6 separate regions of the Homo sapiens genome follow, and all the other regions are linked to region 1. Evidence: chromatin contacts called from ENCODE Hi-C or POLR2A ChIA-PET data. All regions are on one chromosome and are shown on one strand. Each heading gives the region's core, a stretch centred on a gene start or an enhancer-like site at or near the end of the contact. The rest is flanking DNA. Distances are from core to core; before and after follow the strand shown. Region 1 holds the start of TBPL1 (TATA-box binding protein like 1). Region 2 holds the start of MYB (MYB proto-oncogene, transcription factor). Region 3 overlaps MYB (MYB proto-oncogene, transcription factor). Region 4 has its middle 52 kb from the start of MYB. Region 5 has its middle 33 kb from the start of HBS1L. Region 6 overlaps STX7 (syntaxin 7).

Evidence for each region. A loop is a pair of places that touch in the nucleus more often than their neighbours do. ChIA-PET counts read pairs that join two places held with the same protein, here RNA polymerase II (POLR2A). Pooled maps may share reads with other maps.
Region 2: a loop to region 1 is called in a map of B cell, with 9 times the contacts of the local background. The contact joins the promoter of MYB here to the promoter of TBPL1 in region 1. A Hi-C loop is called at or near these places in 3 of 168 maps with a recorded cell type or tissue (B cell, K562 and naive thymus-derived CD4-positive, alpha-beta T cell), 7 of 37 single-sample maps with no recorded cell type and 13 of 50 pooled maps.
Region 3: a map of naive thymus-derived CD4-positive, alpha-beta T cell shows a loop between it and region 1 (2.6-fold over the local background). The contact joins the enhancer-like site here to the promoter of TBPL1 in region 1. A Hi-C loop is called at or near these places in 1 of 168 maps with a recorded cell type or tissue (naive thymus-derived CD4-positive, alpha-beta T cell), 1 of 37 single-sample maps with no recorded cell type and 2 of 50 pooled maps.
Region 4: a loop to region 1 is called in a pooled map, with 3 times the contacts of the local background. The contact joins the enhancer-like site here to the promoter of TBPL1 in region 1. A Hi-C loop is called at or near these places in 1 of 168 maps with a recorded cell type or tissue (CD8-positive, alpha-beta T cell) and 5 of 50 pooled maps. POLR2A ChIA-PET finds 5 or more read pairs at or near these places in 1 of 52 experiments (GM12878).
Region 5: a loop to region 1 is called in a map of naive thymus-derived CD4-positive, alpha-beta T cell, with 6 times the contacts of the local background. The contact joins the enhancer-like site here to the promoter of TBPL1 in region 1. A Hi-C loop is called at or near these places in 1 of 168 maps with a recorded cell type or tissue (naive thymus-derived CD4-positive, alpha-beta T cell) and 3 of 50 pooled maps. POLR2A ChIA-PET finds 5 or more read pairs at or near these places in 1 of 52 experiments (OCI-LY7).
Region 6: a pooled map shows a loop between it and region 1 (5-fold over the local background). The contact joins the enhancer-like site here to the promoter of TBPL1 in region 1. A Hi-C loop is called at or near these places in 1 of 168 maps with a recorded cell type or tissue (OCI-LY7), 5 of 37 single-sample maps with no recorded cell type and 3 of 50 pooled maps.

What each region holds. Positions count from the first base shown.
Region 1 is chr6:133,950,939-133,955,637 of GRCh38, reverse strand. TBPL1 (TATA-box binding protein like 1) reads right to left here and starts at 2,414. Exons shown (of 7, transcript NM_004865.4): 1 at 2,213-2,414. LOC128092253 (umcharacterized LOC128092253) reads right to left here and starts at 2,334. Exons shown (of 2, transcript NM_001414965.1): 1 at 2,213-2,334. The coding sequence starts at 2,334. RefSeq lists a silencer at 3,307-3,416.
Region 2 is chr6:135,178,548-135,183,436 of GRCh38, reverse strand. MYB (MYB proto-oncogene, transcription factor) reads right to left here and starts at 2,129. Exons shown (of 16, transcript NM_001130173.2): 1 at 1,901-2,129. The coding sequence starts at 1,923. RefSeq lists silencers at 882-961, 2,011-2,060, 2,121-2,340, 2,411-2,460, 2,901-3,010 and 2 more.
Region 3 is chr6:135,208,488-135,212,896 of GRCh38, reverse strand. All of the region lies in intron 15 of MYB (MYB proto-oncogene, transcription factor), which reads right to left. The region is part of intron 2 of LOC105378011 (a long non-coding RNA gene); the gene reads left to right. Among named protein-coding and RNA genes, the nearest start is that of MIR548A2, 28 kb to the left of the region's middle. Within about 2 kb of position 2,881, at least 4 of the 41 ENCODE cell types and tissues checked have a DNase peak (open chromatin) inside an H3K27ac peak, as active enhancers do.
Region 4 is chr6:135,126,754-135,131,479 of GRCh38, reverse strand. No RefSeq gene overlaps it. Among named protein-coding and RNA genes, the nearest start is that of MYB, 52 kb to the left of the region's middle. Within about 2 kb of position 2,764, at least 3 of the 41 ENCODE cell types and tissues checked have a DNase peak (open chromatin) inside an H3K27ac peak, as active enhancers do; they include CD8-positive, alpha-beta T cell, where a contact is called at or near this core.
Region 5 is chr6:135,085,356-135,089,643 of GRCh38, reverse strand. No RefSeq gene overlaps it. Among named protein-coding and RNA genes, the nearest start is that of HBS1L, 33 kb to the right of the region's middle. RefSeq lists an enhancer at 862-911 and silencers at 3,264-3,323, 3,334-3,413. Within about 2 kb of position 2,088, at least 7 of the 41 ENCODE cell types and tissues checked have a DNase peak (open chromatin) inside an H3K27ac peak, as active enhancers do.
Region 6 is chr6:132,494,058-132,498,930 of GRCh38, reverse strand. All of the region lies in intron 2 of STX7 (syntaxin 7), which reads left to right. Among named protein-coding and RNA genes, the nearest start is that of STX7, 17 kb to the left of the region's middle. Within about 2 kb of position 3,175, at least 3 of the 41 ENCODE cell types and tissues checked have a DNase peak (open chromatin) inside an H3K27ac peak, as active enhancers do; they include OCI-LY7, where a contact is called at or near this core.

The DNA.
Region 1 (4,699 bases), core at 1,165-3,664:
ATTTTAATAGAAGCTCTTGAGTTTCAGCAGAGGCTCTTAACCTGTTGTATTCACAACCAACAGTTACTCAGAATGAATACAGAACATCTAACATGACCACTCCAATTTTCCAAATAAAGAGGAGGGTACAGAAGGAAAATGCAACAGATAAAATCACATTAATGAAATGCACATGCAGGCGAAGGACACATGTTGAAAATGCTGTAAGAAACGGAAATGATACAGCATAAAAAATCATTTTTGATTGGGACATGATTAAGAAAAGACAGTAACTAAACTACCACCAAAGTTGGGAGTATTGGGGCGGAGGAGAGCAGGGAAAGCAGACACTGCATTGTTAATAAAGGTGGAAGCTAGGGCTTGACCCTCACTCAAACAATGAAGAGACAGACAACGGCAAACTAGATCTGGGTCAAGTGAGTCTGATGGCAGCCCTGAGGTTGAGGGACACTTCGTCAAGTCTCATATGCACAAAGATAACCCCAGGACTCAACATCCACAGCCTCAAGTATGGCTATCCCAGTATATCCTTCACAGAACTGCTACAAAGATTAAGCAACAGTCTTTGATTCATTAATCTATCTTTTTCTTCTTAATGTCTTAAAATGCAACTTAAGTTTCCCAATGTTCACACTTTGCATCCTGTCCACTTCTTTACACATGAATGAAATTCCTTTAACAGACACTGGACCTCAATTCCATATTAAAAGCTTAAGATGAAAACGCCTGAGTTGAAGCTATATTCTGGCTAGCCCTCATTCAGGAACAAGCCAGCCCAATCAAGGGCACATAGTAATAGGTCACTAGAGTTTCTGATACTGATTTTGAGGGCAGAGGGTACGTAAAGAGGAGGCTGGGGAAAGGATGACACCTTTTTGCTTAGGAGAAGTCAGGTTTAACAAAAGGGGTGGGGAACAAACAGAAGCTGTGGTTGACCTAATTGCTCCTATGATTTATCAATTTTATTTTCATCTTTAATCTTCAACTTTACATAAAGAACTTTGTATGTATATGTGGCCTTTTCATTGTGCTACAGGAAAACCTCATTTACTCACCCAAAATGATTTTGTAAAGTATAAAACCATTAAGCAGCTTGTGATGTAAGACTAAAGAGGTAACATAAACTGATATTTCACTGGGCATACCAAACTGTGAATAATCCTTTCAACCAGATAGTGCTAACAGTCACTTCTCAATAGGAAGGAACTGCCATTTTCTCAAAGAGACTGCGAAATTATGCCAGGATGGCTGAACCTTCTTATGTCTCTTTTTATATTTTCCCAGAGAATCCACATTGCTTACACACACACACGCAAACCTGCTCCCTTTTCTTAAGTCACAGTTTTAAGGCACTGTTCTAAACCCTAAATACAGAAGCTCATGCACTTACTGCCAGTGTCGCTTTGGAACTGCAGGTGACAGATGCAGTCAGAGAGCTCACAGATGTGGATTGACTGCAGTTTGAGTCTTATTGCAATGAGCACATTGACAGAGCCTGCAGATGCACATCTCGGCAGGAGAGATTTTCTTTTTAAGCCCTCATGCCCTATTAGATTTACTTTTAGGGCTTTTATTGGCTATTTTTATCACTTATCCCGACTCTCATCCCTGCTTAGCCCTACCCACAATTCATTTTCTCTTCTTCAGTTCTAGATCCTTCTCCATCAATCCTAATTTTGGTCAAAAATAATAATAAAATAAAGCGAGGCTGCCGGCATTGCCAGAATCAGAAACCGACGAAGCCGCTTTTTGGGAGCTATTAGAGAAGCCGCTGTAAGTTTTCTGAGAAGCAACGGACCCCTAGCATCTTTGCACGGTCCCTCTTCCCCTGGGTGATGGCTCCGAGACAGATGAGGAATCTCTTTTCCCCGTCTTTCCCAGTGGTGGCTTAAACGAAAGATAACCCTTCTTTTCTTATCCTACACCAGGCTCGGTAACGCTCCCAGGTACGGACGCCCCACCCCCAACCCGTTATCCCTAAAGAGATCCCCAAATATCGCCCGGTCCTCTTCAGAACTGAGCCCTCCCTCGGCCACCGGACCGGTTTCCCCCACCTCAGCGGCTGCCCTCCAGTCGCCCGCCCCCACACATCCCACCCCAAGTCTGGCCCGGGCTCCGCACATGCCCACCCCGCGCCCAGACGCCCCGCACCCGGTGCTCAGGCCGCTCAGCCGCCCGCGCTCCCTGTGCCCAGGGTCGCCTAGGGGGTTACCGTGGGAAGAGGGAGCGGTGGCTGAGGACGCGGCGGCAGCGCTGCTGCCGGTTGCGTCGGATGCGAAGGAGAAGCTGGAGGACAAGGATGAGGATGAGACGGGCGCGCTCCCCAGTCTCCATGGAACTCCCGCCCCGGCCCGTTGCTAGGAGCCCCCGAGGCTCGGACTCCGTCTTCCTTGCTTTGTTGTTCCGGGTGCGAGGCGGCCGCAGCTTCCCCGCGACAATAAATAGACTAGACGCTGGGGAGCATAGAGACAGTGCGCGAGGGCTAGAGCGCCGCCGGACAGGGCGCTCCTGGGTGCCTCGCTAGCCACTCATTTCCGGCTCTCACTGCTCCCGTCACTTTCCCCGTCCCCCGCCCCCACCCTTCCTTCCTCCTTCCTGGTCCCCAAATCAGGCCCCTCCTGCCCACCCGCTGGGCTCGGTGGGAGGTAAGAGGTGGGATGGGGGCGGCGCTAATGGGCATCGGACTAGACTTTTTTGTTTAAGAACCGCTTGAAAGGGTTCTGAAAACACCGTGTATCCTTTGTATATTTTTAGTTGATATCTAAACGTGTAGTAATTTCTGGCATACAGTCGAATATTTAGGTGGACTTTTTTGTCAAAACCGTAGAACTTTCTCATCAGCTCATTAAATTTATACAAAAGGTCCTCCCCACCCCCCATTATATAATTGCTAAAGCTAGTCCTTACCGTCCAGACGAGACTTGTTTTCTGCCTGAAAAAAGTCCTTCGCTTTTTCAGTCAAAATGAACCCGTTAATTTATGATGTCGCGATAAATTCCCCTAGTGAGATTCCTCACTAGGCGAATTGGAATCCTGGTCTTAGAGCGACCGGGGATGACAGATGACAGACGGAGGGAAGGAAGTGGGGAGAGATGGAGACACAAGGTGTGGCGAGACGGAGGGATAACGCAGGACCGTATGCCACTTCTGTCGCCTGTCCCACATTCCTTACTCTACGTGGGTTTGCGGTCGGGACTGTCCCTCGGGAACCGAGAGGCGGATCCAGGAAGGATGGGAGTGGGAGAGGGCGGATGCTGGCGAGGACTCAGGCAGCCCGGGATAGGAGGACCTCTAGGAACGGAGACCCTCCGCGGCTCTGCGCCCAAGTAGCCCTGCAGGGGCCGGGGGACCCCGGGGGCGCACAATGGCCCGTTTGAACCGTCGCCCTGGGGCCCGAGTGCGTCCTCGGGGTCCCTCGGGAGTGGCCTGAGAGGCGCTGCCCGCGGGAGCGAAAATCGCGTAACGGCCCTGAGGGCGCCACGCCACGCCACGCCACGCCACGCCGCGCGGAAGCCCCCGGCTCCCGGCCCCACGTTTCCCACTCTCAGGCCGGCATCGGCCTTTCCACCAGAGCTCGGCTGCAGTCAGAAGCCCCTGGCGTTAGTTGAGGTCAATGGCAGCCCTGATTTAATTATTAAAAGACCACGCCGAGCCGGGTTCATGGGTACCTGGCCTCTGATTGGTGGGAATCAGATGAAAAAAATGAAAATGCCACTGCCTTTTTAAAAGAGAAGACGTGGGCTGAATTCTTGGGGTTTTGACAGTAGGCAACCATTTAGGTATTTTATTATTTACGAGATCTCCAAGGATGCCTCTTGATTTTTTGCTTTCCCCTCTGAGTGTTCAGAAACATATTCGAGCATTTGAAAGCTCCGTAGAATGATGGAGTTTGTTTTCATTTCTGTACTAATTTATTTTTCAAGGGATAGTGATTATAGTTGGGTCAGGTTTAATAAAGAAAGTGAACAAGAAGCTGGGTTAGAAAGTAATGTCTGTGTGGTGGTGGGGAGAGGACTTTTAGGAGGTAACATCTCAGCCAATTTCTAAAAGGGATGGGAGTGGGAAGAATGTATGTAGAGTGTTCCAGTCAGAGGGAACAAGATATGCTGAGTACTTGCTGTGCTGGGGTATTAGTGTGGCTAGGGCATCAGGAAACAGTGCAAAGGAAGAATGACAGTCATTGAAATTGGAGGGAAATTAAGGTCTTGAACTTTCAGTGCCTTGTAGACCATAGAAGGAGTTTGGACTTTCTTCCAAGTGCTAGGGAAAGTGGAGTTTTAGCCTGGAAAATAACATGATTTGCCAAGGAAACGGCAGGGGAGACTCTCTATTCCAGTGGCTACTGCCACTCCTGAAAAGTCAACGTTACAGCAATGGCGACAAGTTCTAAGGTCCTTACGAGGCATTCTCCTTCAAGGGGACCAGCCAAATACCTAGAAGCAGGAATGTCAATTACTTTAGACTCCCTTTTGTCATGGATCAGCCAATAGTTTGCTTCCCTACATTAGTTCCACATTCTGGAATGGGATTTGGTTTTGCTGCAAGCACTATTCCCTATTAATTATAGACCTATTATACTATTCCGGTGATGGTTAACACTAAAAGCCCAGATTTCAACCACTATGCAACATATCAATGCATCAAAACTGTACTTGTACTTCCAAATTTATACAAAATAATAATAATAATAATAGACCTA
Region 2 (4,889 bases), core at 880-3,379, 1.2 Mb before region 1:
GTTACATTCTGTCAAGGAAACAAACCGTGCAAAGAAACGAAAAAGAAAAGAGGTGCTGGGGGTTAGGAAGAGGGAGGGGAGCGGGAGGAAGTGCCTTGTGGCCGCTACTGTGATTCGGAGGGGTTCAAACTCATTTCGCTGACCTGGTTAATATAATCCCTGCCGAGTTGACGCTCGCCCTTGCAAGAAACGGCTCCGAGCCCGCAGTCGGGTTTCTCTTCCCCTGAGGCAGGTTCAAGGCTCCCGCCCCTCCCAGCCGCCTCCCCTCTGGGCTACCTGGAGCCTCAGGGAACCTGCGCGGCCCCGCCCCGCGGGGGCGGCCGAGACCTCGGGGCGCGGAGCCGCTGCCGCGCCTCCTCCCAGCACCCCTGCCCGACTCCCTCCTCCTGCTGCCAGTTTCAGCTCTCGAAAAAAAAAAAAAAAAAAAAAACAGATGACCCCGGTAGCTGTCCTGTGAAGTCCTAAAGGCGAAAAGTGGAGCCCTCGAGGGGCAGCACACCGTCCTGCGCGGCCAGGCTCCGGAGTAGGCATAGGGAGCCCGGAGCTCCCCCAAGTCGCCCTCTCGTCCCCAGAGCCCAACCAAGCCCCGGCGCTGCTCCCCGCCCAGCCCAGCCCGCGGGTGCTGCTGCAGGGTCTCCACCCACGCTCTTTGCAACTTCCCAGCGCCGCGCGGGGACCAGCGCCCGCAGGCTCAACAACAAACCAGTAGGAGAAAATCAAACAATCTAAGGAAAGGCGAATGGATTTGCTTTGCCTCCATGGACTTCGCCTTAGAACTCCTTCGCGAGGGTCTGTCCGGTCACCGCGCCTCGGCCGGGGCGACCTAAGGCGGCTGAAGGAGGGTGCGAGAAGGCGCGGCGACCTCAGCCGCATCCACGTGTGCGCGCCGCGCAGGGACCTTTCGCCTGGGGGCAGAGCCCGCGGGGATCGCGTCCCGGTTGCGCGGCAGCGGCCTTGGGTGCTGCCGGCCTCTGTCCCCTTGAGCCGAGTGGCGACTGCGACGGCTGCCGAGCTAGCCCTGGCACCCGCCGCTCGCAGGGAGCCCCGGCGTGTGCTGCTGGGAAAGTCCAGAGGCCGGTGGAGACTGGGGAACGAGCAACTGACAGTTCGGACGAGGATTTCCCTCCTCCTCCTCCTCTCCCTCTTCCCATCTGTCCGGCCAAAAATGTGAAGGGACTGCACCCATCTTCCCGGCGAGCCTCCCTAAGTGCAGTGACATGTGCGACGGCGGCGCGTGTGGGTGCGCGTGCAATGTTTGCAGTGGAAGTAAAAGCCTTTCAGAGAAAAATGATTCGAACCTCCAAAACCAGGTCTTAAGACAATTTGCAAAAGTAGAGACCCCTTTATCCCCCTAAAATCTGCTTTTCAGCCGCCTGTCAGCTGACACTGGTCCTCGCCTCCATAAAGAATGAATGAAATTTAAATGAACTACCTGCAGCTACTAAACAATCCAGCATTTTCCCTGTATCTGCCATATGCTCTGCACTTCCAAGTCCAAACATATCTCAATGCATCCAGCAATTACGCTGCGGATCCCTCGCCGACACCCGCGGCATCAAGCCAGGCACCTGGTGGGCTCCCCGGGGCTGGTGGGCACCGCTCTGCCCTCGGCTGGAACGTGCTTTCTTTTTCCCCCTAAAGAAAAATGTATCCCCATGCAACTTGCAAAATGAGCCGCAGGGCGTGCTTCCCAACGTCCGGATACATTTCCCGCAAAGACTCTTCCATTCATCAGTCTCTGGAGCGGCTTCTGCTGCCGAGGCAGGGGCTCCAGGTCCTCGGAGGGTCTGACAGCCCCTCAGATGATCCCGGAACGAATTCCCACCTGCTCCCGGGAGCCTGGCGCCCCGCGCGCCCCCGCGCGCCCCCGCCCTCGGCCGCCCGCCCGGCTCCCCGTTACCTGTGCCGGGGTCTTCGGGCCATGGCGCGGCGGGCGCGGGGCTCCGCCGAGAGCCGCGGGGACCGCACCGGGCTGCCGCCTCCCGCTGCCCGCCGCCTGCCTGCGTCCCTCCCCGGCTGCGCAGCGGCGCTCCGCACCGCTGGGGCGAAGTTTCTCAGGAGAAAGAGGAGGAGGAGGTCACGGAGGAGGAGGAGAAGGAGGAGGAGGAAACAGGTTGATATTAAAGTGTAAACTCTGTAAACAGAGATGCCATCAAACAAAGAGCTTTGGACACTCCCCCTCCCGCCAAATCTGGCGCCCCTGCAGTGCGCACGCGCCCTGCCCGCCGCCTCCGCGGTCGCCCTGGCTGCCGCCCGCGGGGCTGCCGGGCTGGCCGGGTCGCCGCTCCCATTCGGCGCTCGCGCCGCCGCGGTGCGCCTAGCGCGCCGCGAGGCCCGGGAGGCGCGCGGGCAGGGAGCCCGGGGCCAGGGAGGGGTGGCCGGGGGCCGCGACGGCGCCTTTTCCTGAGCAAACCCCGCTCCCGGGTCGCGGCGGCGCCGACCCGCGCCCAGTCCCGCCGCCTCCCCTCCTCCCTGGCTGCCGCACCGCGGTCGCCCGGCTCCGCGTGCTCCCGGGCAGCGGGACCAGAGCTCCTCCAGCTCCCACTCACTGTCGCGGGGGCGGCAAGCGGTGGGGGGAAATTCCCGCACAGAAGATTGGATTTTCGTCAAGGTTTACAACTGTGCCCTCTGGAGACGGGGAAATTAGGAGTTGGAGGAGTAGGGGATGTGAGCATATGTATTCATAGGCTGTTTGGCTAGGGTTTTTTTTCCTTCTTCTTAAATAAATAACATCTCTAATTTAACTTGTTAGTGACAAAGGACGCTTCAATACAAGTGGGCGGCAACCATCACCGCTCACTAATGGAGCGCCCCAGCGGAGCTTTCACTCCCCTCCCGGATCCTGCAGCCGCCACCGTCGTATTGTCACATGTCCTTCACTCTCACCCCAGCACACACCCGGGCCCCACCCACCCCGCCCCGCCCGGCCCAGGCGGTGCCCACCGCACACCTTTGCTCCCCTCCCTGCACAGAGCGCGCACCCTGGATTGCACACCTGCAAAAAAAAAAAAAAAAAAAAAAAAAAAAAAAAAATACACGGGGGTCCAGACAGCCCGCCCCTAGCAGAACTCAGGAAACCCCACGTTTGCATGCATGGTTTTAGAAGTAAAACAGTTTGTGATTTTGGAGGTCGGTATCCCTGCTTAGTGTCATTTGAGGGCTCTATTTTACGAGATAAAAGTCAGCAAAGGCTTTCGTGTTGTTTAATGAGGGTCTCCAGAAGTAAAGGAAGAAGATAAGTGCTGAATTTATAAGGATTGATGACTGGGGGGATTTTAGGGGAGTTTTAGTTTTACTTCCGTTTATAGATTAGAACCATTGGGGATTTTTTTTTCATTCTCTGTACACACTAATGTATTTTTCCTTTAATCTTTTAGGAGTTTGAGACTTCTGCTGACTGGGTTTGTGGGTGTCCCATGTGCCCCAGCAGTTCAAACTTAGCTCAGAAAGCATTTTTTCTTACTAAAAAAGCATGTTCTTACTAAAATGAGTCATAATTTTATTAAACGGTGAAGCATGCGAGGTTTCAAGACTATCTGGTGTTTTAGACTTTCTTTAAAATTGTTATATAGTTTAAATCTTTATCAAGTGTTAGTTGCTAGTAAGGTTTTAACATTCCTTTCCTCCTGAGAAGAAAATAACACTGAAACAAAATTATTGTGAGATATTTCGGATCACAATTACAAAGGACAAGGCAAATTAATACTTTTAAAGCCAATATTTATTTCTAGATTCTATAATAATTTTCTTTCTTCACATCAAAAATAAACAAAATCTTTTAAAAATATCTAGAATAAACATCTAGAAACCACCCCTAAAGAAATTGCATTCTGGCTTTCGGATTGCTTTATGAATCTAACTGGCAAGATTCCCAATTGCTGAGTCTCTTGGACACAATGTGAGTATCTGAACCCTTTGTGAAGTGAGTTCATAGCCTCTTTTTCAAGATTTTAGGAGGTGTGTAACTACTCCTAAGTTCTTGAACCCCTTTAAAGTAGAAAGATACTAAGTTCAGTTTTCCTTTTTTTCTTTGTAAATCATTTTCCTATGTATCATTTTGAGAATTTATAATTTTTCATTTCCCAGATATAGTTTTACATTTTTCCCTCAGTTGTATGACAATAATATGTTTGGGAATATGCATAGTCCAATAAAGAATTCACATGCAGTAATTTTATTAGGCTAATGTTGGATATATTGCTATCTGATAAGCTTATGGAAAAACAGAATCAAATGGAGTTATCAAAATTCTTGTATGGATGAAACTATATTTTTAAACTCATTACAGAATGTTTGTATTTATACATTTTCTCTCTCCATTTATAATTATTACAAAAGTATTTTTAGATGACAACTTTACACATTTCATCACTTTTTTTTTTAAGATCTGCTTGCTACATCAGTTATTTCAGCTGTGGCAGGGCTGCACTGGAGCTAAATTTGGGTACAGCCTTTCATTTGCAGTGCACTAGAAAGGGGTCAGAAAACTCTTTTGTAAAAGACCAGATAGTAAATGCTTTGTAGGCTATGTTGTATATTCTTCTGTGTCTTTCCTTGTCTGTCTTTCTTTTTGTCTTTTTTTACAACCCTTTAAAAATGTAAAAACCGTTTTTAGCTCAAAGGCTGTATTGAGTCTGCAGGCCAACACTAGAGTAGTTGGCCAACACTAGAGCAGTGATCCTCAATCTTTAGAGCCCAAGTGTCCAATCTTTTGGCTTCCCTGGGCCACATTGGAAGAAGGGCCACACATGAAATATACTAACACTAACGATAGCTGATGAGCTTAAAGAAATACCACAAAAAAACTCATAATGTTTTAAGAAAGTTCACAAATTTGCGTTGGGCTGCATTCAAAGCTGTCCTTGGCTATATGCAGCCTGCGGGTCACA
Region 3 (4,409 bases), core at 1,632-4,131, 1.3 Mb before region 1:
ATGCAGAAAGAATTATTTTGACAAAGGAAGATTAATGTCTTTGTGCTGGAAGAACATTTTTAAATACTGTCATACATATCTTTGCAAATTCTCCTTGTTCTCTCTCCCTAAACTTTAGTTTCATTTACCCTAAAGAACTGCTGAGAATTATGGGTTTCTGCATATGAATTCTTGTTAAGTTACTAACCCATGGTGCTCTTGCAGACATGTCACTCTATCATAATTCATTTCAACATTAATAATCCTACCCACACATCCTCCTCCTGTGGCCGGGGAGTCATCTCGCTTATCCTGTAATGTGCCTTTAATTGCCCCTGGGCAGAAGTGAACTATAAACAGTCTGTCAAAGCTTTAACTGGGATATCCTGTTAAAGCACTTTAAATAAATATTGCCATCTTTTGTAGAAAACAGAAGAAATAAAAAGAAACAAGACCATGTCCACAGGTGGTTTTCTGTCAGAATTAGATGATCTTCACATTTTCATTTAGAACATGAATAGTTTTTTCATCAAGCTGAACAAAAACGGTTCTTATTATTATATTCATACAGCAACTTCACCCAGTATCTGCTGGCTTCAAAAGCCTTGGCAAATTATGTGTTTTACAATTTGCTGACCTAATAAGAAACTTGTATAAACTAAAAAAAAAAAAAAAAAAAAAAAAAAAAAAAAAGTAAAACCAAAGCAACTCATCAGATGGTATCATGTTTTTATTGTGTTTTGTTTTAAAATAAGCAGGCATCAATGGTATATAAAACAGTAAAAAATAAGAATTTTCTGCTTATTCTATTTCACCTATCTGAAAAAAAAATACTTCCTCTGGACTAAAATTCTAAAAATGAGAATTCCTTCCCAAAGGGACATCTTTTGAAAAAATGGATCAGTTATAAGAGAGACTGTAGAAATCTTTAGTTGTCTTTGGAAAGTCAGAGATAAGCTTAAACTGAAATGTTGCTAAGGTAAGATTAATGGTTACCAAACTTTTCTCGAGAGTAAATGCTTCCCTAGGTTGGCACAAATCAATTAAATGACTCCAACTTCAGCACTACTGATTTTCTATAGAAAATAATCTTAAAAGTTAGGGAAATAAAAATCGAGATGGTGATTGGAAGTTGCCTCATCCACCAATGACTCCACTTCCCAAGCCTAACTAACAATTGCAAATGTGGATGGACCTTTCCCAAATTTGGAGTTTGTCCCCGATGTCTCTAGAGGTCTCTTCACCTTTCACGTTGATAGACTTTCTAAGTTTATATCATATAGCCTAGGGTGGCACAACTTTTTGCAATATCCTTTTCCTTAGTCACATATGAGTTCCAAACTATTAAGATTAAGACCAAGTGCCAAATTGCTCTAAAGCAATTCTATCTTTGCTGGCCTGCCCAAGGAAGATTTTTATCTCAGAATGTTTATTCTCTCTAAGTGTCACCAAACAAAACAAATGAAAAATTCACATCTCAAAATGTCTGGGGCAGGGCATTCTGACTCTGAGCTCAACATAGCTTCTCCCTTCACTTAGCCCTTCTCAGTTCAACCCAAAAGCTATACACAGAAAAGCTGCTTAATTTATAACATTTTTTGAAAGCAGGTCACTGAATTACTACTGACAGCCACGTGAATTTCTGCCAGGGTAAGTGGAAAAAAGTGACCAAAAGGGAGAACCAAATGAGTGTGCAGGCATCCAGGGGAGCGGGTCAGCACAGCACACTAGATGAAAAAGGCTCGGAAAGATCTCTGTCGTGTGCAGACGGTTTCCATGTCTGTTTAAATGACAACACGAACAGCAGAAAAATAGAGAAAACCAGTAAATCAGTTGCTTCATCTCCATCATACCGCGAGGTCTGACTACCTTTATTTCAAGGAATCAGTTGAATCAGCTCTCTCTTTTGGTGACCCACTGACACAGTTCTGTAAGAGTGGGACAGGGAATAGCATGCCAGAGGAAATAATATACCACAATGAAAAAAACAAACAAAAACCCGAAAAACAAAAAACCACCCTGGCCTTTGGTGAGGGCTCCTTGCCTGCATTTCAAGGACAGGGACTATGTGGCGACTCTGCCTAATAATATCACCTGTGTATAGTGGCAAGTGTGCCGCCATCTTGAAAGCAATATTATATCCATTTGATCTTCACAGTAACCTGTGTGATGAGTGAAGGATATTCCATGGTCCCAAACTTATACTTTGCTTAATTGTGTTCACTTGATGAATTAAAGTCATGCCGTTTGAAAACAGTGGAGTCTAGCCTGGAACCCAGGTTCTGTTGCCCCCATGCTTGTTTATTATACTGCTCAGCAGTGCCTATCAGGCAAAAAGGGCTTGCCTTATTTTTTTGAAAAATATAAAAGTTCATAGACAAATAACAAAATAGGAGCAATCTAAAACACGCTGAACCGAAAGCTGAGGGGAGTATCAACTGCTAGCAACATTTTTAAATTCTTTGATACTGTGTAAATGTGTTTAAATAATAATGGCTGGAGAAATTTCTTTAACTTAAACTCCTTGTTTTAAAAAAGTCAGGCCATGGGCAAGCCAAGTCAGGAAATTAAAATTTAAGGCTGTCATTCTGTGGTTACGAAAAAGAGGCAAGTGAGTGAGTAGAAAGCCTATGAACACATCTTTTACACTTGGGTTTTAAATAGGAATAAAAGGAAATTATAATTTAAGAGAAAAATACAGAAGTTCAGAAGGCTTATAACTTAAAGCACGGTTTTTGATCTACCAATAAAAATGTCTACCTTAAGGAAAGTTGATTAGCATAATGTGCTTTTTTCAAAACAAAGGAAATGGAAAGCACGCTGAGGAAAGCAGGCAACTCTTTTCTCCTTGCTGAGGAGGGAGCTATGCGTCTGCCTCGGTCTCTCTCGGGTAACTACTGAAGGGCAGAATCCAGCAGCATTCCACAGTGCCTTTCATACCACAAATGCACGCTTTCTAGGCTGAATGTTTTCTCTACTTCCTCATTTGTGACCATTTTATAAGCTTCTAGACTCTATCCTCTACCCCACACAATGTGGAGAAAAGGCTGAATACTGACAATGATATGACATGAAAATCTCATATATTCTGAGCCACATGAAAGACACAAATATGAAAAACATCTCAGAACATTTTTATTATAAGAATATCCTGTTTGCTTTTACAATTTAAAATTAAAACAACTGTGAAAATATAAAAGAAACATAACAATTATAAGATTATGTAGCTGTTGCAAATTCCTTTTGGAAAAAGACTAAGTAATTAAAAAAACAAACATAACATGAGTGTACATAATGGCTTATAAAAGCCTCTATTTAAGCACTGTAGATTATAGATTAGGGGATACATGGAGAGCTCTGGATTATTAAAATTCACTGAGTCTTGGCTAGGTGTGGCAGCTCACGCCTGTAATCCTAGCACTTTGGGAGGCTGAGACAGGCAGATCACCTGAGGTTGGGAGTTTGAGCCTGGCCTGGCCAACATGGTGAAACCATGTCTCTACTAAAAATACGAAAATTAGCTGAGTGTGGTGGTGGGTGCCTGTAATCCCAACTACTTGGGAAACTGAGGCAGGAGAATAGCTTGGACCAAGGAGGTGGAGGTTGCAGTAAGCCAAGATTGTACCACTGCACTGCAGCCTGGGTGACAGAGTGAGACTCTGTCTCAAAACAAAACAAAAAAAATTATTTGTATCTCAATGACAAACCACATAACAATGGACAGACTTAGCACCCTGATTTTGGTGTCTATGTACCATTTCTCACTAAGAGGATTCAGAGCACCATGGGGAAATGGCTGATTCCAGTAAGAGAGTAAGGAAATGTGGCTATTAAATTAAAGCAACTTAAATTAATTCAAATTGAAAATTCTGCTCCTCAGCAGCACTTGCCATATTTCAAGTGCTCAAAAGCCACTGGCTATCATAGTGGATAGCAGCATATTAGATATTTCCTTCACATCACTGTAGAAGTTCTATTAGACAGCACTGGACTAGAGAGTAAAAGAGATTTAAGAGGCTTAACCAAATGCAATGTGTGAAATTGTTTCAATTTTGATTCTTTTTTGGATTAATGGGAAAATTTAAATATACCTGAGAATGAGAAGATTAAAGAATTATTGTTAAATATGTAATGATGGTATTAGGTTATATATAAAAATGTCTATTTTTAGAGACACATCTGGAAGTACATGAGAATAAAATGTTATATTAGTTGGAATTTACTTTAAAATACTTCAGGCTGGGCAGGGTGGCTCCTGCCTGTAATCCCAGCACTTTGGGAGGTCAAGGCAGAAGGATTGCTTGAGCCCAGGAGTTTGAGGCCAGGCTGGGCAACACAGGGAGACCCCATCTCTAAAAAAAAAAAAAAAAACTAGCTGGGCATGGTGGCATGTGCCTATAGTCCCAGCTACTCAGGAGGCTGAGGGAGGA
Region 4 (4,726 bases), core at 1,515-4,014, 1.2 Mb before region 1:
AAGGTCTTACCCTGTCATGCAAGGTGGAGTGTAGTGGCACCATCATAGCTCACTGCAACCTCCTGGGCTCAAGTGATCCTCCCACCTTGGCCTCCAGAGTAGCTGGGACTATAGACATGTGCCACCATACATGGCTTAGCTTTTTCATTTTTCATTAGAAATTCATAGTTTTTTTTTTTACATTTAGTTTGGGAATTTCAAAATTTAAATTATTGCATATAGTTATATTGTTATCACTTATCATAATAGGATAAAAATAAAGATATAAGCTAGTGCTTATATTCTATTTTCAGTTTCCTCATTTACAGAATATTACTGAATCTTGACATTTTCAGTCACCTGTAATCCTACTTCTTATTTAACTCAAAGATTTTTAAAAATCGATAAGAAAATAGTGGTTTATCCCATTTTTAAAGATAAGGTTAATTAGATTATTTCAATTCTGAATATTATTTTATGCCCACACGATGGCTGTGGGAGAGTATCATGCTGGGAATGGATGGTAATTGTCCATTTTAGTGCTATATAAAGCATCCGAATGAAGTTTAATACTGAAGTTATTAAAAGAGAGTCTTGATTCTATTCTGGGATTGAGTGTGGCCCTGAGGGCCAAAGAAATGGACATATGCATCTTGAATTATTGATTCCTTCCTACAGGGCGGGACTAGGGAGAGGAGTGGGTACCTCTGATTATTCTTTTTGCCTCAGGCTCCAATATGGTTTGGGAAGGCACTGATACTGATCTTACCTGCATTTAAAATTTTAATATTTTGTTCATCATGATTTTTTGTGTGTTAATTCAGATTTCTAAAATTATTCATTAGAATATTATTTCCCTGGATGACTTTGTTTTTTATGACACACCCCCCACAACCTTAAATTTGGTGCACAAGACAATTTTGTGCCTAGCCCTAGCCTGTTTTTCTGTATTTGCTGTTTCCCTAACTCTCGAGGGTAAGTATCATGGCCATCTCTGATTAGTTGAAATGCTTAGAACCTGAAACAGTACTCCACACAGAATAGATGTTTGTTAAGAGGTTAATGGTACCACTGATAGAGATTCGACACTTATGCAGGCCAGGTCCCTTCCAATGCAACGAGTCCAGCGATGTGGGCCAAGGAGTCATAACAATTTACTTCATGACCTTTCTCCCAAAAGGTAGGGACAGGCGGGCAGCACTCCCTGAGAATACTAGGCTCATTTACGAAGTCAAAGCATCTGCAGGACCATCTTGAATGTAGCCCCTATACTGTGAGAGTGGCCTGAGTCTACATGATGTACAATATAGAGGCTATGGAGCTAGATCACCTGGGTTTGCAGTTCAGCTGGCCCACTTAGCACTTGCAGGACTCTGGGTAAGTTGCACAACTGTTGTGCTAAGTTTCTTTCCCTATATCATGGGGATATTAAGAGTACCTGTCTCAGATTACATGCCTGTAATCCCAGCACTTTGGGAGGCTGAGGCGGGTGGATCATGAGGTCAGGAGTTTGAGACCAATCTGGCCAACATAGTGAAACCCTGTCTCTAATAAAAATACAAAAAATTAGCTGGGTATGGTGGTGTTTTTGCCTGTAATCCCAGCTACTCGAGAGGCTGAGGCAGGAGAATCGTGTGAACCTGGAGGTGGAGGTTGCAGTGAGGTGAGATTGCGCCATTACACTCCAGCCTGGGCGACCGTGTGGGCTTGAGACTCTGTCTCAAAAAAAAAAACAAAACAAAAAAAACAAAAAAGGAGTACCTGCCTCATGAGCTTTCTGTGAGGATGAAATGAATTAATGCATGTGTCTTTGAATAGGTTCCTTGGAAAACTGCCTAAGGCAAAAGCTTCTGTGTTAATTTTTTATTAGGGAGTGCAATCCCAGGAGGCAAGAGAGGGGAAAAGGAATGTAAGACAGGAGAGGAGGGAGAGCAAATACAGAGGGTGCATTGCGCTGCTGGCCCGTCTTCCTGATCACTTGGTCTCACAGAACTGCTCCAAGGCTGTATGAAAACATCTAGAAACAGGCCCTCAGAAAGGAGGAAGAGCAAGCTATTCATCTGTCGGCTCCTTCCTGTCTCCTTTCTTTCATAGGTCAAAGTAGACCTATGGAGTTGGAACTCCACCACCTGTAAGAGCTGCATTAGCTGGCCCTCTGGGCAGCTGCTAGGAAAACCAGAATCTCCACAAGGCCAGTCAAGCCAGTGTGCAGGTCCAGTGGTCTCTGTCAGTCACAGCCCTACATGGTGGCTCCTTCCTCTTTAGCTACAGCGGCTACGGCAGCTGTGGCTTCACAGCCACAGGAACAATCTGAGCTGTATTGTTGGAGCCTGGATTCTTCTAGATATTCTCAAACCTAGAAACTAGTTGCTGCTCCCTCAGCAAAGTTTTTTTGTATGTGTTTGAGGGACATATTTGTTTTTGGCTCTGCCTGGTCTCTCTGTCTCCTACACTGTCCTTGAGATCTTCAAATATCTTTTTTTTTTTTTTTTTTGGTCATTTGGAGCTCAACTCAAATGTCACCTTCTCAGAAAGGCCTTCCAATGATGGGTGTAACTTTCCTTGTTCTCAGACATAAAGAGATGCATGTATATCCTTCTTCCCTTAAACTCTTAACCCTGTTTTTAAAATGCATCTACTTTTGTCCCACAGATGAGGACATTTTATATTACAAGAGGAAAAGGCGAGAATCGGGGCCTGCGGCTCACTCTCACACTCTGCAGCCTGGCAGTTCACAGCCAAACCACAAATGGAACTAATGTCTCACTATTGGCTTCCCATCACATCTGACCTATTATGAATCAACCCCCTTTCCCTATCAATGTCAAAACTGGCTTGTTCAGGATGTGAAAAGATGTCATTTCTCTTCCTGTTTCTTTTTCATTCTCTTTAAAACAATTAAGGTTGACTTTGAAGTCTTGGCTTATAGTAAATTTAGTGCTGGCAGTGAAATTTGGAAAGAAAAATCAGCCACTTACAAATATAAAAGATGCTTTTTACTTTATTTCTTTCCACTTCATCTCTCTATGCCTCCCTCCTCATAGAACATGTGTATAGTAACCCCCACCCTGCCACCCTGGGCTACTACAAGCTCAGTTCTTTGTTCCAGGTAATTGTTCCTGGAATGGTTTCTAACCCTCTTTGGTCAACACATGCTAAGTTACTCACAAGGCTCGAGAATTCATATTTTGTGATAAAGATAATGTGTGATTATAAAATAAAAGATCTAATATTTCCATTATAATCACCCTCTAATTTAATTTAGGGTTCTTTCAGGACTTTTTTTTTCTTTTTCTCTGCTTTCTTATTTGATCCACTTCCAAGCAACTTCTGTATAAAGGATAATGGTCAGAACTGACACCTTAACTTAATAAATCCAGAAATAAACACTCTCATAATGGATTGAATTCCTTGGCTTCCATGCAGCACAATCGTCTGTCTGTTAAGCACTCAGTTCTTTTTTAAATTTTTAAAAAATTTTTTATTATTTCAATAATTTTGGGGGACAGGTGGTGTTTGGTTACATGGATAAGTTCTTTAGTGGTGATTTCTGAGATTTTGGTGCACCCATCACCTGAGCAGTGGACACTGTACCCAATGTGTAGTCTTTTATCCCCTACCCCTCTCCCATCCTTCCCCCCAAGTCCCTAGAATCCATTCTATCATTCTTATGCCTTAAGTCCTCATAGCTTAGCTCCCACATATGAGTGAGAACATATGATGTTTGGTTTGCCATTTCTGAGTTACTTCACTTAGAATAATGGTCTTCAACTCCATCCAGGTTGCTGCAAATGCCATTATTATTATTATTATTATTATTATTATTATTATTATTATTTGAGAAGGAGTTCTGCTCTTGTTGCCCGGGCTGGTGTGCAAAGGCATGATCTCAGTTCACCGCAACCTCTGCCTCCTGGGTTCAAGTGATTCTCCTGCCTCAGCCTCCCAAGTAGCTGGAATTACAAGCATGCGCCACTACGCCCAGCTAATTTTGTATTTTTAGTAGAGTCGGTGTTTCTCCATGTTGGTCAGGCTGGTCTCAAACTCCTGACCTCAGGTGATTTGCCCACCTCAGCCTCCCAAAGTGCTGGGATTAGAGACGTGAACCACCGCACCTGGCCTAAATTTCTTTAAGTTGGTTTTCACCTTTCTCTGATGTATCATTGAGTAGCTTAATAATCGACCTTCTGAATTCTTTATCTGACAATTCAGAGATTTCTTCTTGGTTTGGATCCATTGTTGGAGAGCTAGTGTGATCTTTTGGTGGTGTTATAGAACCTTGTTTCATCATATTACCAGAATTACTTTTCTGGTTCCTTCTCATTTAGGTGGACTGTTTCAGCAGAAAGATCTGGAACTCAAGCGCTGCTGCTCAGATTCTTTTGTCCCACATGATGATCCCTTAATATGGTCCCCTCCCCCTTCTCCTAGGGATAGGGCTTCCTGAAAGCCAGACTGCAGTGATTGTTATTGCCCTCCTGGGCCTAGCCACCCAGTAGCACTACTGGCCTTCAGGCTGGTGCTGAAGAGTGTCTGCAAAGAGTCCTGTGATGTGATCTGTCTTCAGTCTCCCAGCTGTGGATACCAGCACCTGCTCTAGTAGAGGTCGCAGGGGAGTGAAGTGTACTCTGGGAGTCCTTGGTGTAGTTTTGTTTAGTGTGCTGGTTTTCTTGAATGCTAGTTATGCTAGCAGTGAAGTTGTCATGTGGATGGACTCAGGACCTCTGGTTAGCCAGAGTGTTGCAGG
Region 5 (4,288 bases), core at 839-3,338, 1.1 Mb before region 1:
GAAGCAGAACTTGTTTATGCAAATTTCCAATTCCCCTTCCAGTGCCTCTGCTCCCATCCACTGGGGCCCACCAAGCCTATTTCTGCTGGTTTTTATTCTCACTTATAGTGAAGGTGTTGGCTGATAAAGGATTAAAGTGGCAGCTGTCCATGGAGAATATTCACTTTCACAGTGGCTTTAATGTCCTGATAAGATTTAGAAAAATCAAAGAATAGCACCCCTAATGGTAGAATCTCAGGAGTACACCCTAGGGCAAAAAAATTCCTATTTGAAGCCTTCAGGTCTTCATTTTGTGGTGACTTTTTAGGGTGATGTTTTTGCTACCCATTCAGGTCAAGACAATGGTTTAGAGAGTAAATGTTATCATTTCACTTATCAATAAGATTCTAAAATGAGAACCCATGTCCCCAGGTTATTTTTTCTCCAGAGTTCAAATGTGAAACCATGTTCCGTCAAACAGGATCTTAACTGTAATTTCAATCTTATGCAGATTAAAAAATTAACATTCCATTCCCAGTGATGTTGGCTTTTCCTGGTGAATCATTTGTATGTGACTTTATTTCATGGGGTCTCTAATTACATGCCTCCAGAAGACACAAGGTATCGTAGGCTGCTCTTGTGGCTACAGTTATGACAAATCATGGGAGTGATGCAATAGTTCAGAGTATCTGTGGGGTGTGAGGCAGTGTATGCTAGTGCTGCTTCAAATTGGCTCATGATTGCTGATTGTGTGCATTTCTTCCCAACTCAGGTCCAATAACTTCATACCGGTAGTCTGAAATTGGATATGGGGAGAGTATTTGCACCAAGGAATTTGGCAAACAATACCAGTCAGGGTTATTGATTGATTGACTGACTAATTTCAAGAGAGCTGGCTTACCAGTTCACCACTGGTGTGGGTAATCTATGTCTCCCAAAGAAAGAAATATGCACTTTATTCCTAATTAATATTTACTCATTTTATCCTAGCTGACCCTAAATCAGGTCAGCTGAACTGTTACCTCAGGAGCATGTAAGATTGCAGACAACATAAAGACCTGCATTTGTTGATAAATACATGAGTGCCTTCTAGGTGCTGTGGATATAGTACTGACTAAAGTCAGACACAGTACTTGCCCTCATGGTGCTTACAGCTTGCTGGAGGAGACAAATGTTAATAAAAGAATGCCATAAATACTGTAAAATTCAGCCATGGTTAAGAGCCGTGAAAGACAGAGATGTCATATTACCAGAGTGTGTAAAAGGAGGATCTGACTCAGGGAAGTAAGGGAAGGCTTTTGTAAGAAAGTGATGTTTGCCTGAGATTTAAAGGAACAGCAGGATTAAAATAGACAAAGCTAGCAGGTGCTTAGTACCTGACACACAGTAGGTGCTCATTAAAGATAAATGGTGGGTAAATTATGTTCCGCTCATGCACTGGAATCTCTGTTGAACTTTGATAGCAATTTCCTGGGAAACATGGGTTTCTTTCTATTAAAACACACCACTCCGGGATGACAGCTACGATCTCTTACAAACTGGTTTTCAGGGACCGTTAACACCTGCTCACTGGAAGAACTCCAGTTCTGTGTGAGATCATGTGATAGGAGACCCGTGGCCTTTAGCTACACATCAACCACACAAGTAGCTGTGGTTTGCAGAGTTAAAAAAAAAAGTTATTTTCCTTTTGAAGCCCAGAAACTGCCAGCCTCTGGAGTTGTTGTGACGCTGCCTTCATGTCTGGATGTTTGTTCCCTTGTGTACAGTGACTCATGTTCCATCTTGTCCCTTTGCCATATGGTTTACAGAGGTAATATTCCCTCAAGGAAACAAAAACACAACAACACAATCATCTCTAAGATAGTGGAACTTAGGTTTTGAATGCAATTGTACGTAGAATATGAGAACATTTTGCTTAGAGAAATCAAACATATCTGTAATATACAGTAAAGGTGCTTCTTTGGGGGTGGTGAGAGTGCAGGCGGATGTGGAAAGGAAGGCAGGACACAAGTGTGATTTGGTGAGAGCTGTTGGTGGATATGCCAACTGGGACCTATGGTGGGAGAACCTCGCTGCCTCAAGCACAAATGCACAAAGCTCACACTAGGGGGCTCAGGGTTCTAGGATTTATGGGTTGGGAAGGGGAAGGGGAAGGGTGTCTTCCACCATCTGGCACTCTGTGGTCCAGCTGTGTTAATCCAACCATTACTGTCCTCATGTTTAGCCCACAGCATCAACAGCTCTTTCTTTTTCATTGAATTTCATAAAGGGATATGAAAGTTTTTAATGTCAAAGTTTTGATTCCTATAACCATGTCATCCCCATAGAAGCCAAAGTCTTTCCACATAGTCATCATAAATACCCTGGCCTGGTACTTTACCTCTGTCCACATAATGAGCAGAAAGGGGTCCTCCTAATGTATATTGAATGTATAATATGTACCAAGTATTACAGTTCACCCATCATCCTGTAATCCTTCAGCAAAGCGATGAAGGAGGTGTCATCTCTATTTTATAAATAAAGAAACTGAATTGTAGTGATATTAAGTAGCTCCACTTACCCAGTAAGTGGAGAGCTTGGGGATTTGTGTCTACGTATATCTGCTTTCTTTCTACTATGCTGAAGTGTGTTTTTGTCTCTCTGGGTTTTTTGTTTGTTTGTGTTTTATTGTTTTTCTTTTCCTTTTTTTTCTTTCTTTTTTCTTTTTTTTTCTTTTTTTTTTTGCCATGGTCTAGTCATGGTGGATAAGAATTTGGAAAAAAAATTGTTTAGCTGCTTTTTTGAAACCTCGGACTAATTTTCCCTAGTTTCAACAATGAAGCAAACTCAGTAATAGTGAGTGATGGAGTTCAGAATAAACTTTCTTATCTTCTTCCAAATGTGACTGAAATTAAGTAAAAAGAGGTGCCATTGTTTTTAACACATCACTTAAATGTAAAGGATTCTGAGGGTCTGGAATGTTTAAGTGAAAGTTACCCGTGCTGAATTTCTACTGATGGAATCTTTTAAACAGAGCTGCTAAAAATGACTTATGGTGATTATCGTTGAGACTTCAAAATCCCGAGTGTATAACCACAACAGTAGTCACAGACACAAGGTGTGTAATATAGAAACACAAAGTTCAGAGGCTTTACCAAATTCATAATAAATTTAGAACCCAGTCAATCTAGAGGAAATTAGTATATAAACAAAAATAGAAAACACGTAAGAGAACAACGTTGTATGAAAGCAAAGTGAAAGCTGTTGAATTTGTCTTTCTATGGTATGCTTAAATACACAGAAACACTTTAATGCATCTGCCCAGATTAGTTGATCTTGATCTGTTCATCCCTAAAGTCAATCTGTGGCAGCACATCAGTCTCTCTGTCAGCAGCCATGGGTAACTTTGGCAAGAGGTGTGCTGGGGATGTCAAGTGGCCATTCCAGACACCCTTGCCAAGGGGCTTTCCTGCTGGCCTCAAGGAAAGATACAGTACATTTCCTGGAATTGATTAGAAATCCCTAGGCTGAGGCCAGGAGCTTAATTTTTAAAATATTCCAGACATCGCAATAAACACAAACCTACTGTTGTTGCTTTTTTCCCCCAATATTTGACTGCAGATTTGGTTGGTGCATGTCTTGTTATGTAGATCATCTACCTAAAAAATTCTTCTAAGAGCTTACCTTCACAGGCAATTTGACTTAATTTTTACAGTAATTTTAAAGCCTAACTTGTCTAGTTGAGAGGGAGGGGGAGTTCCAGGCTTGACTCAGATATGTACCAATGTTGCTATTTTAATAAATGAGCTGTAATCACTATCCTCTGCCTGTTATTTACCCTGGATAGTCTTTGCTTTGATAACCCAAAGTCAATCACATAAACTCTTTTTCTTTCTTAGGATTTTCTTGGTGAATTATTTCCAATATATACAATTTTTAGGAAAAAAGTGCCTTTAAGGCACCCTGCATACATGATTTCATTCTCAACAAGGTTGGGTAAAGCCAAAGTTAAATTTCAGAATCTAACTATGTATCTGTCAATCTATATTTATTTATTTTTGTTATTCTTCACTAAATTATGGTTTCCTATCTGTGACTAATACTGTAAATGCTACTTCTAATTTGATTGTTTTTATGGCTGTGATATCATACACAAAATATATTGACTTTTAGTAAATATTTGAGACTATTATTTATGGATAAGGGTTGAGTTGTAAATAAAACCTATAATGCAGGTTAAACAACATTAAGGAAATGTTCATTTTAAATCTTTATACTTATTGAAATTATTTGGTTATACTAATCAAATGTATGAAAACACTCAATATAA
Region 6 (4,873 bases), core at 1,926-4,425, 1.5 Mb after region 1:
ATTTGGGGCCATGAATTTAGTGAAACCAGTCATCACTGTACTTTTTCTAATTCTGAGATTCAATGTCTAAATGAAGGGGAGTTTAGATTAGATAAAGTATTGTTAAAAATCTAACTACTGTCAAGTATGTGTACTGATAAGGGCTATGCAGAAATCACGTGGAAGTGAAAGGCAGAAGTGTGAAATTTCAGTTCACTTTTTTCCCCATTTGGTAATGCTAATAATACTGGGTGCGATTGAATAAAATGATACTTTGCACCACATTTAGGTTCTCTTCACACTACATTTGCAACTTTTGAAATTGTGTCAGTACAATTATCTGATTTTACAAAAGAAACCTAAAGAGAAGATGCTGTAAGTAAGGTAACCTGTAATTAGAATATGAGCATCTGTTAAACTAAAGCTAAAGTCTTCTTGAGTGTTGCAGTGGGAAAGTTTATTTTCACATTAGTTTTGATGAAATAAACACTTATAAAATATTAAGTTTTATGGTTTAGTTTATACCCCCAAAAAAGGAAAATGGCAGTCAAAAATATTTTTAAACCATTTTTTTGGTTTAAGACCATCTGCAGTCTTTTGAATTTGTTTCACCAGTAAAGCATTTAAACCATATTATAATGATATAATTTATATTAAGCATAAAATATTTAAATATTGTAAATGCTTACATGTAAAATAAATTAGAAATTTAATTATATTAAAATAATAAAACTGGTAAATAGTTATAACAAACTATGACTTTATTACAGGCTCTGTAGACAGTTTAAAATGATTAAGAAAATATTTGTATCCTATGAGAGAAAGCGTTGACTCCGTAACAGTCAACAAGGCCCTTGTGCCACCCATGCTCCATCTTTTACCCATGGCATAGACAGTATTCTCTGTTGCTGGCCTAGCATGCCATCCAGTCTTTTTCAACCCAAGGCTCCAGGCAACCATTCCCAGTAGACTGGAGTTGGCAGGCAAACAAAATCGTTTGTTATCACAGGTCTAGAAGATCACCATGCCTCTTAGAAAGGCTTAGATTTAGTTTTCAAACTTTGGATTGAGATGTTCAAAAGTGACATTTTTATTAGCAACATCTATGCCTGTTTACCTTCTATCATTTCTCCATATTTTCTGTCAGACATACTCCTAGCTGTGATGTATAGTATAAGGATAAGCAAGCCTTTGTGGGTTTATAAGTATAAGGTACCTATCATATAGGTAAACCAGAGTAGGCATTTTCACAAGGGCCATTCATCCTTGCCCAAACACAAACAACATAGAAAAATGTCTTGAGAACACACAGAGAAACTCATGTTTTTAAAAGCAGCAGAATCAATATATCAAAATACATCACATAAGTAAACACAGGCTTGCTTTTTCAGACTTTTTAAAAATGGAAGTATAATGTATACATTGAGTACTAGACAAATTATTTGTGTATAGCTGAATGAATTTTCTATTGTATTACCACAAATGTCAAGAAATAGAACATTCCTTAGTCCCCTAAAACCTTCTTGTGCTTACACCCCTTCATGCCCTTCGGAGATAACCAGTGTCCTGACTTTGTTAACATCATTGATTAATTTTCCTTTTTTTAATCTAATAGAATCAATAATCAAATAGAATTATTTTATGTTGGGCTTCTTTCATTATGTTTGTGGGATTCATCCATGCAGCTGCAGGTCATTTGTTTTCGTTACTGTATAGTATTCCATATTTAAACATACTACAATTTATTTATTCTTTCTACTGGTTGTAGTGTTTCCAGTTTTTGATTTTGTTTTTATTTTTTGCTAGGATGAACAATGCTTCCCAGAACATTCTTATATGTTCTTTTGGTGCATGTATGTGAAGGAATTGGGTTACTGGCTCATAGGATATGTTTATGTTCAGCTTTTGTGGATAACAGCTAAACAGTGTCCTAAAGTGGTTGTACCAGATATGAGTACAGCCAGTGTATCAGAGTTTGTGCTGCTCAAAGTCCTTGTCAACATTTGATGTTTACAGCTTTTTATTCATTTTAGTCATAGGTTTCTCATGATTTACTTTGCAATTCTCTGATTAGAATCAGAGTTTTTAGAGTGTAGCTGAGCTAAAGAAATCAATGAGATAATCGGAAACATTTCTAATCAAGCAAGCTGTATGTGATTGCATGTACATTTCCTGAAATCAGATCCAAATAGCGGTGTGACCTTGAGTAAGCTCTCGAACCTTCCAAGACATGGTTTTCTCATGTGTATTTTCTGTGGGCTAGGTTATGGTCTCTTCAAACTTTAACAGGCAATAATTCTAACCAAAGTTTTTTAAGAGTCCCGAAACTCTTCTAACAGGTACAAGATTATTCTATGTTTTGTTAAGAGGCTGATTGCCATATCTGAATCCATAATGCATGCTCATAAAATCCCATAATTGAAGAAGCCATCACACTCAAGACTAGCTAGAGTTCCACCAAGGCTTATGTATTATTTTTAAGTGTTAGGAGATGGGAAAGCTGGGGCACAGAGGTTTGTATCCTGTCAGAATTAACAAAATTTTGTATTGAAGGAAATTGGTGAATAGAAATGAGAATAGCTATGAAACACAGTCCTTGAGATAAAAATTTCCCTAACTCCTAAATAACATAGTAAGCCTTTCCACTAGTGCTAATGTGAATTCTCGCATTTGAGTATTTTTTTTTAAAATAATAACCTGAAAGAGGAAGATGTAGTGTGGCTAAAGTTGGAAAGTGAATAAAACAGATATATTGGAAACATAAAATCTACTCATCAGAATTTATGAGTATAGAAGTTTCTGCTAAAATATGCATCATGTATCACATGGGCTTGTGGATGTGTGTTTTTTCCAGAAAATTTGGAAAGACAGAACCTTCTAGGGGCACATAAAGTATGAACGTAAGCTTTTAAGTGCTAAGAGAAGGTGACTGAAAAATATTTTTGTTGAATCTTCACTTGTTTCATTTTTAATCATCTCTCCTACAGATTAAAGGTATTAGTTCAGCATAGACTTTAGTTTAAAATCGAAACAGATGTTTTTGGTTTCTCTGTGTTATAATTAGCTTCCTATGCTGCAAGTATACTTTTCAAAATTGTTTATTAAGAATTGGTGCATGGCTCCTGTCCCCATAAGGTTCTTTGAGATGAAATTAAAAGTCTATGTAAAAGTGTGAGCCCTTTTGTTACTTTTAGAATGATCACAGTTCTTTTAATTAGTTAGGGTCTGGTGAAGGGGACACTTGTTTTTGCATTTTAACACATGACTGCACAAAAGGGAAGCTAATATTATCACTTTTTTTTTTGGTGCCAGGGCAAATATTTTTTTAAAAAAGGAGCTCCAGTCCTGAGAAATTAATGAATTTACTGGAACCATATATTTACTCAGGAATTAAGAATGTTTCCTTTTTTTCTGGGGTAATCTGTTGGTGGGATGGGAAGGCAGTTTATTAAAGGAAAAAGAGTTGAAAAATTGTTGCTTCCCTCCTCCTAAAATGCTGTTTGAAATATTTATGTCTAAGATTGCACATCTGAAAATGTGGTTGGATGGTTTTTTCCCCCACTTAGAGGAGAAAAACTTCAGTAGTTTTTATTTCATTGTGATTTTCTTCATGCCTAAGGTGCTAACATAAAACAGAGATAGATGTGAAAGTTGCTATCTTGTCCAAGGAAATTTTAACAGAGTGTGACAACTTTTCTTCTCTTCAGTGACTTTTCCTTTATGACTGAACATGGTGTTTATGGCCGGATATGAGTGAATTCTTTGTTTTATGAACTAAATCTTTAAGATGTGGCTCCAAGATGCTTCAAGGAGCTTTATCCCTCACTCTCCTATCTGTGAACCATACATATGCTTCTGCCCTGAACATGAACTTTCTTACCCTTGGTTCCAACCCCAAACCATAGTAATGGGTGTCTTCACTCCCTCTGTTTAATCTAAGTGTAAATCTTAGTGGTTCTACCGGTCAGATCTGTCTGTGTCTCTCCATCTCTGCCATTACCACATATGCTCAAGCTGCTGCTATTTCTTTGGATGACTGCAGTCTCCAAATTGTTCTCCTCACTTCCATTCCTGCCTCTTTCCGTCTTCTCCAAATAGTTGCCAAGGTAAACCTGTAAAACTGTAAATCAGATCATGTCATCCTATAGCTTGAAAGGCAACAGTTAAATTCTGTGGCTTTTATAATCAGATATAAATCCCCACCATGCCCCACAATATCCTCAAGATCTGATCCCTGCCCCCACTTGTCAACTACCACTCTCTCCCATGGTGCTGCTCTGCTGCTCCACATTCCACCAGGTAGATCTTCTTTCTGCTTAGTGAACAGTCAGCTCATCCTCACCTCAGGGCCTTTGCACTTGCTCCTCTTCTGCTTCAGACATCTTCCCAGATCTACATGTAACTGGTTTCTTTCTGGCATTCAGGTCTTAGGGCCCAAAGCTCACTTGTTTAGCAATGTCTTCCCTGCCTTATCATTTTGCTTCCTCCAGTCATTCTTTTTCTCATTAACCTGTTTTGTTTTTATATTGCCTTTTATCAGTAAATTAAAGTACTATTATTGTTTACTTATTTTTTTACTTTCCTACTAAAACCTTGGCCCCCAGAGATAAAGGGCTCATGTCTTGGCTACAGAAGTATTTACACATAATTTTATTCGTTCATTTTTTAATGAAATTGAGATCACACTATACAGGTTTTTTGGTGCTTACTTTTTTTTTCTCTTGTTATTGGTTGCTTACTTTTTTATGTGGTTATGCCATTAAATGATTTTAATTAATCCTTCATTAACAGACATTTTATCCTAAGTGTATATGTTTAAAAACCTGAGAACCTAACCATTTGTGGTGCCTCCACAAATGAATCCTCTGAGTTCTCTGTAGATAAAGTGTCATGG